Linked DNA regions of Homo sapiens: all the other regions are linked to region 3. The links are chromatin loops, found by intact Hi-C in ENCODE. Cell type or tissue: endothelial cell of umbilical vein. All regions are shown on one strand.

Evidence for each region. A loop is a pair of places that touch in the nucleus more often than their neighbours do. Peaks named below come from ENCODE experiments on the same cell type or tissue, not always from the same donor. Only the 100,000 strongest peaks of a DNase experiment are listed, where the experiment ranks them.
Region 1: it touches region 3 in a loop (5-fold over the local background); 19 of 110 quality-filtered maps call a loop at or near these places.
Region 2: a loop joins it to region 3, with 6 times the contacts of the local background. A loop is called at or near these places in 11 of 110 quality-filtered maps.

What each region holds. Positions count from the first base shown.
Region 1 is chr12:62,730,910-62,735,909 of GRCh38, forward strand. The region is part of intron 5 of PPM1H (protein phosphatase, Mg2+/Mn2+ dependent 1H); the gene reads right to left. Among named protein-coding and RNA genes, the nearest start is that of MIRLET7I, 130 kb to the left of the region's middle. In endothelial cell of umbilical vein, no CTCF peak of the experiment used is centred here; DNase peaks (open chromatin) are centred at 372 and 2,272; H3K27ac peaks cover 2,650 bases.
Region 2 is chr12:62,700,335-62,705,334 of GRCh38, forward strand. All of the region lies in intron 6 of PPM1H (protein phosphatase, Mg2+/Mn2+ dependent 1H), which reads right to left. Among named protein-coding and RNA genes, the nearest start is that of MIRLET7I, 99 kb to the left of the region's middle. RefSeq lists enhancers at 1,671-2,274, 3,483-4,084. In endothelial cell of umbilical vein, no CTCF peak of the experiment used is centred here; a DNase peak (open chromatin) is centred at 2,737; H3K27ac peaks cover 464 bases.
Region 3 is chr12:62,783,966-62,788,965 of GRCh38, forward strand. It overlaps PPM1H (protein phosphatase, Mg2+/Mn2+ dependent 1H), which reads right to left. Exons shown (of 10, transcript NM_020700.2): 4 at 4,261-4,373. Among named protein-coding and RNA genes, the nearest start is that of PPM1H, 150 kb to the right of the region's middle. RefSeq lists a silencer at 2,223-2,332. In endothelial cell of umbilical vein, no CTCF peak of the experiment used is centred here; DNase peaks (open chromatin) are centred at 856 and 2,036; H3K27ac peaks cover 4,182 bases.

The DNA of each region.
Region 1 (5,000 bases), 53 kb before region 3:
AATATTTTGGTTTGGGTTAGAAAAAATGTGAAATGGCTGAGACCCAAATATGTATAGGTTGGATTCTTTCATAAAGAACTCTGTTCTTAATTTGTTGTCAAAAATCTCAAAGTAACAAGAACCGAGCTTGTATATATAAGCTATTACAGAACTGAATACGAATAAAATTCTGCCTGGTTTATGAAGATTTTAAGAGAAGTTCACATTTAAATTTCTACGTGATCCAGGGGACCTATTGTAAACAGAAAAAAATGCCACAATAGCTTCTAGTCTGCCATTTTATAATTAGAAAATTTGAACCTCATATGCCATTTTATGAAAGGAGGTTAAATGAGGAAGTAGGTGGGACTGGAGTGGATTTTTTTATGACTCAGACATTCTCCCAGGGAGCAAAACACGGAGATATTGAAACTGTCTCTTTCTGAATAAAGCCAGGCTTGCTGGCTTTAGCCACCTGCTCTCAAGGTTAGGTGGGATGCCAAGGTGGTGCACCTGTCATTTTGACCCACCAGCACGCTTGAACCTCCCCACTTATAGCCTCCTGTCTTCAAAGCAGGTTCAGGCTTAAGGAATACTTTTCTGCAGACAACTCTTGAGCAGGAAAAATCCCAGAGAGCCAAGCAGCACCAGGGAAACAGCAGACAAACAGAACCCGGCTCGGCGTTGAGAGCTGGGGGTAGTTCCAAGGACATTGCAAGAAATCACCTCAGATAATGTTGCACTTGTGTTCATCAAATATGTACTTGAAACCCACGTTCATCTCTTCTATACATTGCCCTTGATGAAAAACAGCTGCAAACTTGGATTATTCTGCAAGGACAGAAGTATGTTATTTGAAGATATGATGACACCGGCACGACTTAATGTAATCAAGTCAGAGTTTATAAATATGTACCGGCAGAATGGAGGGAAAACCATCACTCTCATACCTCAGGGCTATGGATGTCTCCTGAGGGAGATCCATTTCTGGCTGTGACCTGAAGCAAAGGTAGGGGTGATTTCCTTGAGGCCACAGTATCAGAACAGTAAAATCTGTTGTGAAATGTCCATCAACCAGACACCCTTCCCTCCTATCTGAGCCTTGACTCCACCAAAACATTCTGTCCAGCTTGGTGAAGCCCCTTAAATATTTTATTTCAATCACCATGGAGACCTTAGAAACAAAACCCAGCAACAGAAGAGCAAGGGTTAGTCACGACTGCAGATCATCAGCTCTCCCTGGTGCTGAGGCAGGAGTGCCCGTCCCTTGAACTCCTCATCACACACCTGCCACATTCCGTGTGAACATGTCAAACCCTCAAGCCTGCTCAATTAATCACCCTGCCTGAGAATCTATGAAACAAAGTTCACATTACCCAGAGAGCCACATGAAGGGCCCTCTGAGGTCAGAATGCAAGACCAAACAAAATTAATGTGCCTGCCACATCCATCATCTTGTAATCTGCTTCCAGTTCCATAATCCCCGAATGTCCAGACTGTGCATACCAAGAACACTGAACATTCCTCTTTGATGTGGATCAAAATGGTTCATGTAGAAAGGACTCTGACCACCTTCTTCACTAGCAAGAAAAGCATTTACCATTTCTACAAGTCAAACAGACCTGGGACTGCAGACATCTGCTCAATGCAAGTGGCTAGGGACCCAGAAGTTTTTTTTTGTTTTCGGTTTTTTTTTTTTTTGAGACAGAGTCTCTCTCTGTCACCCAGGCTGGAGTGCAGTGGTGCGATCTCAGCTCACTGCAAGTTCTGCCTCCCGGGTTCACGCCATTCTCCTGCCTCAGCCTCCCGAGTAGCTGGGACTACAGGCGCCCGCCACTACGCCCGGCTAATTTTTTTGTATTTTTAGTAGGGACGGGGTTTCACCGTGTTAGCCAGGATGGGGACCCAGAAGTTTTAATGACTCTATCATAGATGTTTCTTCATATACCCTAAATATAAAATTTGATTTACCCTAAGAACAAGGAATACACTGTTAATTTTTCAGTGACTAATAACTGATGAGGCCACGTTAAGGAAGATGATACAACTATCATTGTACTAAACTATTTTGTAATCATTCAAGGGAATGAATGCTTAAAATAATGAATCAGTAGGATTACACGCACTTAAAATTATAACACAGTATACTGTATTTTATATTACCATGCAGTTACTTTTCGTTTTAATTTCTGAGCATGTTATGAGTACCTAAAAGGAAGTATTGCTACCCGTTTCATTCAGGAAGAAAGGAGATTCAGAGACAGAGTGTGAGGGGAAACTAGAGGTCAAATGACTCATGACTGGGCTGGGCTGGGAGAAATCCACATCACACTCCTATTTTCCTCTCATAGTTGATACTATTTTCTCCACCCCCCTCCCTGCCAAGATGGAGTCTTGCTCTGTTGCCCAGGCTGGAGTTGCAGTGGCACAATCTCGGCTTACTGCAACCTCCGCCTCCCAGGTTCAAGCAATTCTCCTGCCTCAGCCTCTTGAGTAGCAGGGATTAGAGGCGCGTGCCACCATACCCAGCTGATTTTTTTTGGTATTTTTAGTAGAGATGGGGTTTCACCATGTTGGCCAGGCTGGTCTCGAACTCCTGACCTTGTGATCTGCCCACCTTGGCCTCTCAAAGTGCTAGGATTACAGGTGTGAGCCACCATGCCTGGCCGATACTATTTTCAAGATTTTACACTATTAATCTCTAATTCCCTCAAGTATTTACCATAAAGATTTCACCATAAGATTATTTTATGCTATGAATATTCTAACTCAGGGTATTTTATGTTCTGAGTATTTAAACTCCTGATGTCTGAGGAGAAATGTTTTTAGTTATAAACTAGAGTAACCCATTTGATTTAGGAGTAAGGATTAAAAAGGATATGGGCAGCATTTTCACCTTTTAAAAATTCAGACATTAGGTTCGGTTCTGTGGACTAATAGTGTCCACACTGATTGTTTAAGGGCGACACCAAATTATGCATTAATCTTAGCAACGTTAGAAATGGTTCTTAAATAAAAACGAGGAAAAAAATTACCCTGGTTTGCAGGCCAGTGGGATCTTTGCTACCGACTGAATGTATCTCCCCAAAACTCACATGTTGAAGCCAAATCCCCAGTGTGATGGCATTTAGATGTGGGGCCTTTGGGAAGTGATTAGGTCATGAGGGTAGAGCCCTCATAAATGGGATTAGAGCCCTTATAAAAGAGGCTCCAGGGAGCATCCTTGTGCCTTCTGCCACATGAATTTTTTTTTTTTTTTTAAAGAAAATAAAAAAAAAAGACGGCTGCCTACAAATCAGGAAGTAGAGCCCTCACCAGACCTTGACTCTACCAGCACCTTGATGTTGGACTTCCCAGCCTCTACATCTGTGAGAAATTAATTCTGTTGTTTATTAACTACCCAGTTTATGGTTTTTTGCTACAGCAGCCCAAACAGATGAAGACAGATTTGTAGTGGTAAGACTTTAATTCCTCATACAATAGCTAAATGAGTAGTACTTTCTGTCACAAAACAGTACGGCATGTATTAGTCCTTACACAGACTTCTGAAGTTTTCTATCCCATTACTGTTGAAGAAATTGGGAGTCACTGAAGTTCCTTGTGGAAATTACATACACTTACGTGAGATCTGAAGCCACATGCATCTTATTTCAACCATCCCAAAATATACCGCTGACATTTGGGAATCTGAAAATGTCAGCATTCCTATACTTCCCCCAACCAAGTTAACCTCCCAGGTCCATTCTTGTAACATGAAAAGATGAAATCATTTTAAAACAGAAAGTGCAAAAAGTTAACTTATTATTCATTGCCTCTTGTAGGAAAACAGAAACCTGAATAGGAAATGGGTTTCAATAAAGAGCAGGAGGTGGGCTGTGCATAGTGGCTCACGCTTGTAACCCCCAGCAATTTGGGAGGCTGAGGTGAGAGGATTGCTTGAGCCCAGGAGTTTAAGACCAGCCCTGGCAAGACAGTGAGACCCCCCCATCTCTACAAAAGAAAAAAATAATTAGCCAGGCACGGTGGTGCACCTGTAGTCCTAGCTAAACAGAGGCTGAGGTAGGAGGATTTGTTGGGCCTAGGAGGTTGAGGCCACAGTGAGCCATGGTTGTGCTACTACAGTTTAGACTGGACGACAGAGTGAAACCCTGTCTCAAAACAAAAAACAAAAAAACAACGGAAGGTGAGGATAGGATATAATAGAGGCAAGGAAGGCAAAGGCTTCATACCCTGCTGTGAAATGTTTGGGCGGAGGGCAGAAGAGAAAGGACTGTTTGGTAATGATCTAGAAGTCAATATGAATATTGTTTTTAATTTTTTTTTTCTTTTTTTTAAAGAGACAAGGTCTCACTCTTTACCTAGGCTGCCCCAAGAGTGCAGTGGTGCAGTCTCGGTTCACTGCAACCTCTGCCTTCTGGGCTCAAGTGATCCTCCCACTTCGGCCTCCTGAGTAGCTGGGACTACAGGCACACATCACCATGCCTGGCTAATTTTTTTTTGGATTTGTTTTGTAGAGACAGCATTTTGCCATGTTGCCCAGACTGGTCTTGAACTCCTGGGCTCAAGCGATCCTCCCACCTCAGCCTTCCAAAGTGCTGGGATTACAGGCATGAGCCACCGTGCCCAGCCTGTTTTTAAATCTTTCGTTCAGTAAACAGATACTGGTTCTATATCTCCCTTGTGCCAGGTGCTGTGTTGAATACTGGCAATATGAGGTGACTAAGGTAAGTGGCCTGCCCTCCAGAACACAGTCTGAAGAGGGGGAGAGACCAGAACAAGCAACACCATATGCTGAGAGCCACACTGCAGGGATCTGGAAGCTGTGGTACAAGCACTGGGGACTGACTCCCTAGGAGGATTAGGGGACACTTTGCAGAAGAAGTGATATTTGTGCTGGAGTCTTAAAGAATGAAGAGGAGTTCTCCTAACAGAAAAGAAAGAAAAGGCCATCCAGGCAGACCATACTTCCAAAGGCATGGGGGTCAGAGATCAGAGAAATCATGATATGTCCTGGAAATGGA
Region 2 (5,000 bases), 84 kb before region 3:
CTCCCTTGTTGAAGCTCTCAGGCCAGTTTCTCTCCTTGGTCCTGCTATTCTTCCTACCTTATGGCTAAACATGTTCCTGATCCTGTCTCCACCTGTGGCAAAGCTTTTTGATACTTTTCTTTGCTAGAACTTGTCACCTTCTCAATTTTCCAGTAACACAACAAGGATTGAGTATTTTGTCTATTAACATTATGTCAAATACTGTCATCTCTACCTTTCAAACAAATCCAGAATCCTCAGATTTCAACACCTTCCCTGCTGTCAGAGCCCTAGCACCATAGTTTCTTGCCTACATTATTGGGACGGATCCATCAGGCCTCTGTGCAATGATCTAGGCAAGAGGCGATGGTGCTAGGATGATGTCACCAGGTGGATGGCAGTGAGAGTGTTGAAAACTGTTCTGATTTTCCCTTACTCCTGTTCTCAGAGCAACTGGAGTAATTATTTTAGAATGTCAGGTCATGTCATTACCCTACTGAAACCCATCAAAGGTTTTCTATTGCGATCTAAATAAAAGCCAAGTAACCAGATGGTCTTCTTTAACATTGTTCCTGTCCCCCAAATTTCCTAGTCCCCTTTCCTGCTTTATTTTTTTTCCATAGCATCCACCACCACCTAACAGTTAAAGAATTTTACTTCCTTACTATGGTTATTTTTTCTACTGCTTCTTCATGCCCTTTAAGTTCTATGGGGATAGATTTTTGTTTTGCTACCTATGGCATCTCCTATACCTACAAGAGTGCTCAACATATAATGGGTACCCAATAAATATTTGGTTAAGCAAGCAAATTAATACTACCTTCCCTATGCAGAGGCTTTATTCGTATTTTCTTGTTCCATAATATATTTGCAAAACAAAAGCAAAGAGTCTCCTTGTTCGGCTGCTTTCTATGTCTGACTATGCTGTTCCGGCTGATGCTCACTCACAAGCACCCCTTTCCCACCTTTGCCCTAGTGGGCTAGGTGCTGTCCTTACAGGCTCAGACATTCTCTATGAACATCTGAATTTGAGATGCCCATGCAGCCACACCGAAGCCCTTTTACCCTAATGAGCAGCAGTTATAGGACTTCTCCACCATAAACATACTTTGTCTTTGTGGCAATTTTATACATCCCTTCAGTAAAGCTTTGCTCACACTGTCCTCATAGCTGGGAGGCCTGCTAGCAAATCTCCCACATTTCTCTTTTAATCCACAAGCATCACTCTCCACCTTAAAGTTCTCCACTGAATTCCCGTCATCTTAAAATACAATCCAATGATGAGGCCCTCCATGATCTGGCCTTTGCACTCTGACATCGTCGATCACTCTGCTACGCCTTGTAACAATGGCTTTCTTGTTTGTTTGTTTTTTTTTTTTGACACACCAGGGGGCCTGGTCATTCCTTCTGTCTGGGCCATTCTTCCCTTTGATCCTGCCATGCTGGCTCCTGGACATCACTTGGAAAGGCCTCCCCTGACCACTCATCTACAAGTCTGGCGTTCTCTGCTCCTGCTCATCCTGCTTCAGTGCTTCAAGCACAATCTGAAATGCTCTTATTAATTTGTTTACCTTCTGTCCCAACATCCTGCACATTAACTCCATAAAGGCACAGACTTTCTTCCTATTTACCTGTCTATCTTTGTATCTACAATTGTGCAAGCACATGGTAGACATAAAGTAGACACAAGCTAAATGGATGAATGAATGAACAAAGGCTGGTATCTCTCCCTTAGCATGTCAGTTTCCCTCTAAAGATATCCCCCATTCACTCTGCCTTAATAGCTAGCTTTTCTATGGCTAATATTCATGGCTGGGTTCCCATTGGTGATACCTCTGACATATGTTTACCTACTTATATTAAAATTTCAAGTTCCCCTTTATTATTAGTATATATACAAATAGTTATAAAATCATAAAAAATAACATTTATGATTCTCTCGTCTATTCCTTTCTCAGTTCCTTAGTACCACGTCAGAATGGCAGTTTTTTTGCCACAGCTATTCACCAGTGTATATGGTGTTACCAAGACAATTTTCTAACTTGGTTTAAAGGCAAGTTCCTCCTTTAAAGTTCTTCCTAGTCTTTGCTGGATTCCTCCATTTCCAGGAAGAGCCCCTACTCTGATTGCTTAACCCATGGGCCAGGAACCTAGAGTTCACACTTTGGCATCATCAACATAAATCACTTCCCACGATCTCCCTTCTCTTCTAAGTCATGACCTTGAGCTACAGAGAGAGAGAGAGAGAGAGAGAGAGAGAGAGAGAGAAATACCACTTGTTTCCCTAAGTCTTAATTCCCTTAGCAAGACTTCAAAGTCATTTAAGAGGAACGAGAGGAACGTGATCCCCTCCGGGGGGTATAACAGGGGACCCTATTATGCTCCCTTCGGGGACAGCATAATCTCAACAATTCACTTGTGCAGCTCCAATGACACACACCAGTGAGTCACATTCTTCCACTAATCTCTAGACATTGCCTTGGCTGCCTCTTCTCCCCTGGGGATCTTCCTTCCTGGAGTCTCTCTTCCCTCCTGGCAGAGCCCACTGTGGTATTAAAGCACACCAGGCTTGGGGTCAGAGGTTCTGAAGTCACATCTCAATCGTCATGTGAACTGGCTGTATGAACCTGGGAAAATCCCTCAGACCTCACTGAATCTGCCTCTTCAACTGGACACTTCATAGGATGGTTGCAAGGATTAAGGGCAAACATGTCTGGGAACATCCTTTGTGAAGGATAAGGTGCTATTTGGCCATCAGTTGTGGCTATTAAGGTCTTCGGAGCCTCATTCTTTCTTCCATGCAGATGTAGAGCTAACAGGCAACCGTAAGCAGGAAGACACAGCACATCCCCGTAGGAAAAACCACTTCCTGCTGAGCAATCAAGCCACCTAATTCATACTTTTTCTACTGTAAGCATGAAGGAGCATACCCGTGCAACTTTATCCAGAACAGTCCATTGTTCTCCTCTAAAATGAGGACTCAGATACTCAGAAGGATGCCTCAGAGATAATAATCTAAAGAAGGTATAGCTGGGTTAGATTGAAATAGTCATAAAAGGAGCCCTTTTTTTTTTTTTTTTTCCTTAGCTGGGAGCTCAGTGCCCCTCCAGGAGGGAGGAGAAAGCCACAGGCAGCCTTGTTTTCTTCTCATTAGAAACCAAGTCCTAGCCCGGCAGAGGCACATTCCACAGGGGCTGGTTGGGTTTGGGAGGAGGCCGGAGCACAGAAACATCTTCGGTCCCCCTTCTTGCCTTTCTATAACAAAATCTCAGCAGTAGCTTAAATCTCAGGAGGCCTGGGATGAAACACCACCCAGGCCTGGCTGGACAGGAACAGACATAAGCCTGGAGCCCAAATGCTACTTGTGGCTTTTAAGAGCTTGGCATGACCCCAGTTAAGCAATTCTGGAATCCACAGAGGCTCTCCCTTGACTCCCCTCTCCCCACACCCACTCTCCTGAGACCTTCCTGCAAAAAGCAATGCAGGATTGGCAACCACCTCGTGCTTCCTTTTTTTCTGCCAGCCATCTGTATTTCCAAAGGAATCAGGCCCCAAGTCTAACCACAGTGCTCAGTAAATGGAGGCTGCTTTCTGAACCTTCAAGCGGCCTTACAGCAGGCAGCCAGCTCTTCCCCCCTCACTACATGAAAGAGAGAGAAAGCGTGTGTGTGTGTGTGTGTGTGTGTGTGTGTGTGTGTGTGTCCTTTAAGGCAACACAAGAAGAGTCTGATGTTTGGTTAGATCTTACTATTATATTTTAAATGTCATCTTTTAGAGTCTTTTTTTCCCGGTTTCTAAGATTCACTTTGCCTTTGGATGGAAACTGTCTGCTGGAAAGACAGAGCTGCACTGTGAAGGAGAGTGAATCTGAGGCATGCTTAACAACAGCAGGCTCAAGTCAGGGTTGTGGAGCAAGGATCAGTCCCCAGGGTGAGTCTGAAGAGGCTGCGAAACACCCTCTATCCAGCTGGGAGTTTTGGGGCTTAGAATGTTTGGAGATGGACCCAACATCTCGCCCCAGGCTCATCATTGTATAGCAGGCTTTAAGTATGTATAAATCTAGTTTTGGGGGTCATATTTTGGCTCATTGGGTTCCTGAATTTATGTGTTGGAAGATATTTTCAGTAGGTATCTGAATGATATGATCCCTGGGAAAGTTACCCTGTGGGATGGAAGCTCTCCAAACAAATGCTACCTTGTTTTCTTTCTTTGGTCCTTGGAGTGTTCTTTAAATTAGTTGAAGCCTATAGGCCTTAAGCTGTGAACAACCTGATAGACTTCTGCTAATATAGTGCAAGTTAGATTCAGGCACAAATAGTACCTTTGAATTGTGAGTGTGATTAATATTTGGTGATAAACAGAAGAGGGCTGGTAGCAGCCTAGCTTGTGCATACCTGGCTACCACCTGCTCATCTCCTTAGCCACAAGAAAGGCTGCTGGCTTTTTTTCCTCCATGAAAACTCTCCATAATGGGGCCCAAGCTCTGGTCCCCGACAATGCAGCTGCCCTGGAGGAAATCACCTGATTGGTAGGTTTAACCAACAGTCCCTAGGAAAATGCCTACCTCCCCACTTCTCCCTATCAGCACGCCTGAGCCAGACCCTGCCTGGAGTTCTGAGAGTAGTAAACATTTCTCTCTTTTGGCCTAAAGATTCTTCTTCTCACCAGGCCTATGGAAAATAGCAAGAGGCAACAGAGATTGCTCTCATTTTGCTGGTCAATGTTCTTTGGGAGACTCTACTGGGTTACAGCAGAGGTTTCACCGGTGGTAAGAAATATATCAATCCTGTTAACCCAACATATGCACAAACACACGGCAAAAAACAATATTTACCCTAACTATGTGATATACACCGATATTTTCTTTCTATCCTGTGCTATTCAATTTGTTTAAAATGCTGCTCTCCATATACTAAACTGATTTCACAATCCTGTGAATGGGTCCCTACCCACAGCTCAAAGTTTGGTAGAAGAACAGAACCTGCTCTAAGTAGCTTCCAAATTAGGAGCTCAGGCTTTGA
Region 3 (5,000 bases):
CAAACACAATGGGTGATAGTTTGCATATTGCTTTGCATGACATTTGCATGCTACTGGTTCATTTTTTGCTTGAAGTGAAAATCCGCCCACCATCTGCTTCTTTCCTGGTCCCTTATGATCCCCTAGGTGTTGAGTTGGCTGACTCTGCCGGGGAAAAATAAAGCAACTGGCATGCATCAAGCAGTTACTGCATGTGCCTCTGTGGCTGGTTAGCTCGGCAGAGTAGAAGGGCAAGTTCTATCAGGGCACGGACCAGACCACATGGATCAGGTACTCGCGTCACTGTGGACCATCCTACATGAATGGTCCTATGTCCTCTGAATGGGATGGTCGTTGACTCAAAAACCCATAAAGCCACAAACAGCATCAGGCAACATTTCCTGAATACAACCCCTAAGTGTGCAGATGTCTGATGGTAAATCAGATGATACACAGCTTAGTTCCTGACCATTGGCAGCTTCCAAATCAAACCAGGGCAAAGCTTCTCTTTTCCTGAGCGTGAATAATTATGGGGGCAGTGAACATATAACAAATATTTTTTACTCTCGAAACTGTCAAGATGTAAAAAAAAAGCACATGACAGCTAATATCTAGCAATAAAGAAAACTTAGCCCTTCATTAATCAGGGCTCTGTTGCCAGAACCTTCTGCGGCTCTAAGCATTTGTTTTAAACTGAGCCCTGGGATTCCTGACTGCTCGTCAATCAGTGATAATGGACCTACATTTCCACAGATATGATCAAAGCTCACTTAGCTGTGGTTTCTTGGGAATAACTGAATATTTCTGTAAGCTCAAATACCTATATTATTAGTATGGCAAACTAGACAACAATCCTAGAAGATGATATCAGTATCTATTGTTTGTAAAAGAGCTGCAAATAGCACTCTAGTAAGTGTCGCATAAACGATCCTTTGGATAGCACATAAAAATACCAACTCACATTGTTCTCAGGTTTCCTGAAGTATGACCCATATGTGAACAGAAAACCCAAATAATCAACTACAAAACCCCAAATTTATATCTGGATACTGGGACTAGAATACTGTAAGCATAATTAAGCTTATGAGGTTTTAGAGGTAGTATTTTATCATTAAGCTTATTAGGTTTTAGAGATACTGCTTTTTTGATTTTTTTTTAAATGTTTTACAGCTTTATTAAGGATAAAAGTATCTGTTAGGCTTTTCAAATGATTAGATATAACATGTAAAACAAAACACTTTTTTTTTTTGGAGACGGAGCCTTGCTGTGTTGCCCAGGCTGGAGTGCAGTGGCACAATCTTGGCTCACTGCAACCTCTGCCTCCCATGTTCAAGTGATTCTCCTGCCTCAGCCTCCCAGGTAGCCGGGACTACCGGCGTGTGCCGCCACACCCGCTCATTTTTTTTGTATTTTTAGTGGAGATGGGGTTTCACCATATTGTCCAGGATGGTCTCGATCTCCTGACCTCATGATCCGCCCGCCTTGGCCTCCCAAAGTGCTGGGATTATAGGCGTGAACCACCACGCCCGGCCAAAACATCATACTTTTATGAACACTTAGAAATACAAGAACTTCAGTTACATTAACATTTCCAAAACAAATTCTAAGAAATATAAAATAACCAAAAGATACTTTATAGTACAACTTTACTTTCTAAAAGTGTCACTCCTCATGGGATAATTTTTAGAGATTATCTAGTCCAATACCACTGCCTTTATAGATGAAATTGAAGTCTGGTCTGGAAATTGGCACCTAAGTACAACAGAAGGCAAGAGCCCAGAAGATGAACTCTTGGGACTGGCAGATTCCAGGACAGAGGACTGGAGCTTCTGGGATGCAGGCTTAGAAGCCCTGGCTAGGTAGGTGGCTCTTTTAAGGAGCCTGGAGCTTTGAAGGAAACTACGTTTAAAAATGAGGAAAAAAAAAAAAAAAAGAGAGAAAAAGGCACTGGGGAGGAGTTGAGTCTCGAAGAACAGTCTAACATAAAGGTATTCCAGCCGGGAAGTTGAGTTAACTTCTGACTCAGGTCATCTGGTGAAAGGCACTTCCCTGGGAGGTAGGGTGGGCCTGTTTCCAGGAGCAAGGCACTCAGTCACTTCCTTAGTCCCTGAGTGGGCCAGGAAGCAAACTCATTTTAAAGGACAGGAAACCAGACATAAAGGCTTTAAAAGGTGAACGTGAGTGCAACAGCTGAATCATCCACTCGGTCTTACTCAATTGGAGCAGACAAAGAGCAATGAATTGCCTCCTTTGCTGCTCTCCTCTGTCTACCGACCAGCTCAAGATCAGGAACTGAACAAGAGGCCAGGGGCTGGCCACTCAGTGTGTTTTAAAAGCCCCTGAAGACCATAGATTCCTGTCTTTGAAGCTGCTCAAACCCTGAGGCGGGAGAGGAAAGGAGGGGTAGCAGATGTGCTGGTTCTTTTCCATCTGTCCCCATCCTGGAGGTACGGCCCTGGCCTGTGTCTGTGTCCTGGCAGGCTGACCTCCCTGGGCCACTCATCAGCTGGCTTCCTGCTGGGGTCAGCCGATGGGAAGGTCAGGCAAGAGATGGGAGGGCGGGCAGAGAGAAGTCAGCATATCTTCTCCCATTCCTTCTAACAGCTCCTGCCCAGTGGTCCCTCATTAGTGGCTCCCACTCTCCTTGGCTCTGCTACAGCGTTTCCTTCCCTGGTTCCTCAGGGTGGTCAACTCCTTCCTGGGGACCTCAACACTCCTGGCCGGTTCTCTCTACCTCCTTCATTCACAGTTGACCCATCTGAGTTGGAGTCTGTCTCCTGTCAGAACCCTGACCTGAGACATGGGAATGGCAGCCATGGGGTAAACATAGATAGCATCTTACACATACTTCCATTTACTGGGCAGAATTTTACAAGGAAACGTAAATATATACATTTTTACAACATGTATTACACACTTCTCCACCTCTTTCATGTTAGAACATGTAATTACATTTCATGTAATACACGTTAGAATATTTGTTGTAAAATGTATATATATACGTTTATGTCACCACATATATACTTTTGAAAGCAACAGACCTTCAACAAACACCAATCTTCAAGCCCCCAAAACCACTGCCAGGTCGGTTTGCTCCTTGTTCTCTGGGATCTTCCCTTGGAAAGGACGCTTTACTAGGAGGAACGAAGGCTGCCTCAGCCTAAGTCTGCTTTGTAAATGGAAGTAAAATTAAGGTGAATTTCTTGATTGCCTCAAGGGAATTGGTGGTCTGGGCTGCAGAGGCAACAGCAACTTAAGCTGGAGACAGGGAAGGGGAAAGGGAAGGGGTGGGATCAGACCTCAAAAAGGGTGGAGCAAGCAGGAGAGCCCACAAGAGCCATGTGACCTAGAGGAAGGGGACAGAAGAATGAGAGTCCTCACAGCCCTTCGGGGGGAAGAGTCCTGTACTTTTACTACTTTCGGAATAAAGAGTCAGTTCTTTGGAAAAGGCCCCACTCTCAGGCCAGCATATTTCGTTATGAAAGCGGTGGAGAAGTGTGTAATACATGTTAGAATATTTGTTGCAAAATCTGTAATTTAAAAATTCCCCACACCAAAAGTGAAGAAGCATCAGTTATTTAAAAGAAAATCACAACTGCCAGGTGGTGGTGCAACCTGTAATCCCAGCTACTCAGGCTGCTGAGGTGGGAGGATTGTTTGAGCCCAGGAATTTGGGTCTAGCTTGGGCAACATAGTGAGACCCTGTGTCTAATTTTTAAAAAATAAATGAAATAAAAACATAAATGTATCTTATTCCCTGGCAATGCTGGATAAAGGAAGGGTTAACAATGATCTCTTGGCTCAAATTTCCTTCAGTTGAACCCGGACGTGAGGCAACTGCAGCTTCTAAGGGAATGTGCATAAAAGGAGAAGCTTCTGGGAGAGAACAGTGCAAAGTCACTAAGTAAAAGTGGAGTCAACTGGGGAGTCATCCCAGGCCCCCTTCCAAACACCCAGGGCACTCGAATCCCTTTCCTTCCTCCTCATCACTCTCACATATTATGCTCCTGCTAAGTTTTCACTGAGAAACAGATTCTGAAGTCAAAAAACGTTTGAATACTACTGGTTTAGATTTATCACAGACGTGTACATGAAATGCTATATGCATAAGTAAGAGACTGCCTTTACCTTGTAATATCAACCTGATTGTCCTTAAATGCATTTTCATTCTGATGTAGAAGGCCTGTCTTTAATTATTTCTAATCATTTAATTTTTGAGACAAAATAAAAACATCAGAAGGCATTAGAAATTAGCAAGAATCAGACAGCTCATCTGCTTACCTGCTATCCCCAGCATTTGCAACATACAGCTTCCCCAAAAGGCAAATCACAATGAGGGCCGTGCAGCCACCAGATATATTATATGAACTCCTCTCTCGTTCTATCTGTAGGTCCTGGAGAATAAAACAGAGTTAGTGTTGGATTGTGCAGGATGTGTAGCAAAAGCTTTCTCACTTTCATTCTCTTGACAGTCCCCAGACTCTGAATGTGCTTCAAGAAGGGACTAGAAAAATCTTTAGTGCTTGCTTTCCTACCACCTGATGAGCATTTCTGGAGAGGACACTGGCATAAAACTGCCACATATTAGACCATCTGTGAACCAGAGACAGGAAACAATAGACAGCAAACAGAAACAATCAGACAAAAATGCAAATAAAATGTAAGTTGTATTCAGTAAATATCACAGCTTATGGAAAATTTAGTCTTTGTGGATTGCATGAGCTACCATGTGAAACATACACTAGAGAGGCTGAGGATGACAAGTACTTGGACCTGATCAATGTTTTGTTTGTTTTTTGAAGACAGGATCTGGCTCTGTCACCCAGGCTAGAGTGCAGTGGCCCAATCTTGGCTCACTGCAACCTGTGCTTCCCAGGCTCAAGCAATCCTCCCACCTCAGCCTTCCGAGTACCTGGGACCACAGGTGCGCACCACCATGCCCGGCTAATTTTTGTATTTTTTGTAGAGATGGGGTCTTGCCACATTGTCCAGGCTGGTCTCGAACTCCTGTGCTGAAGCAA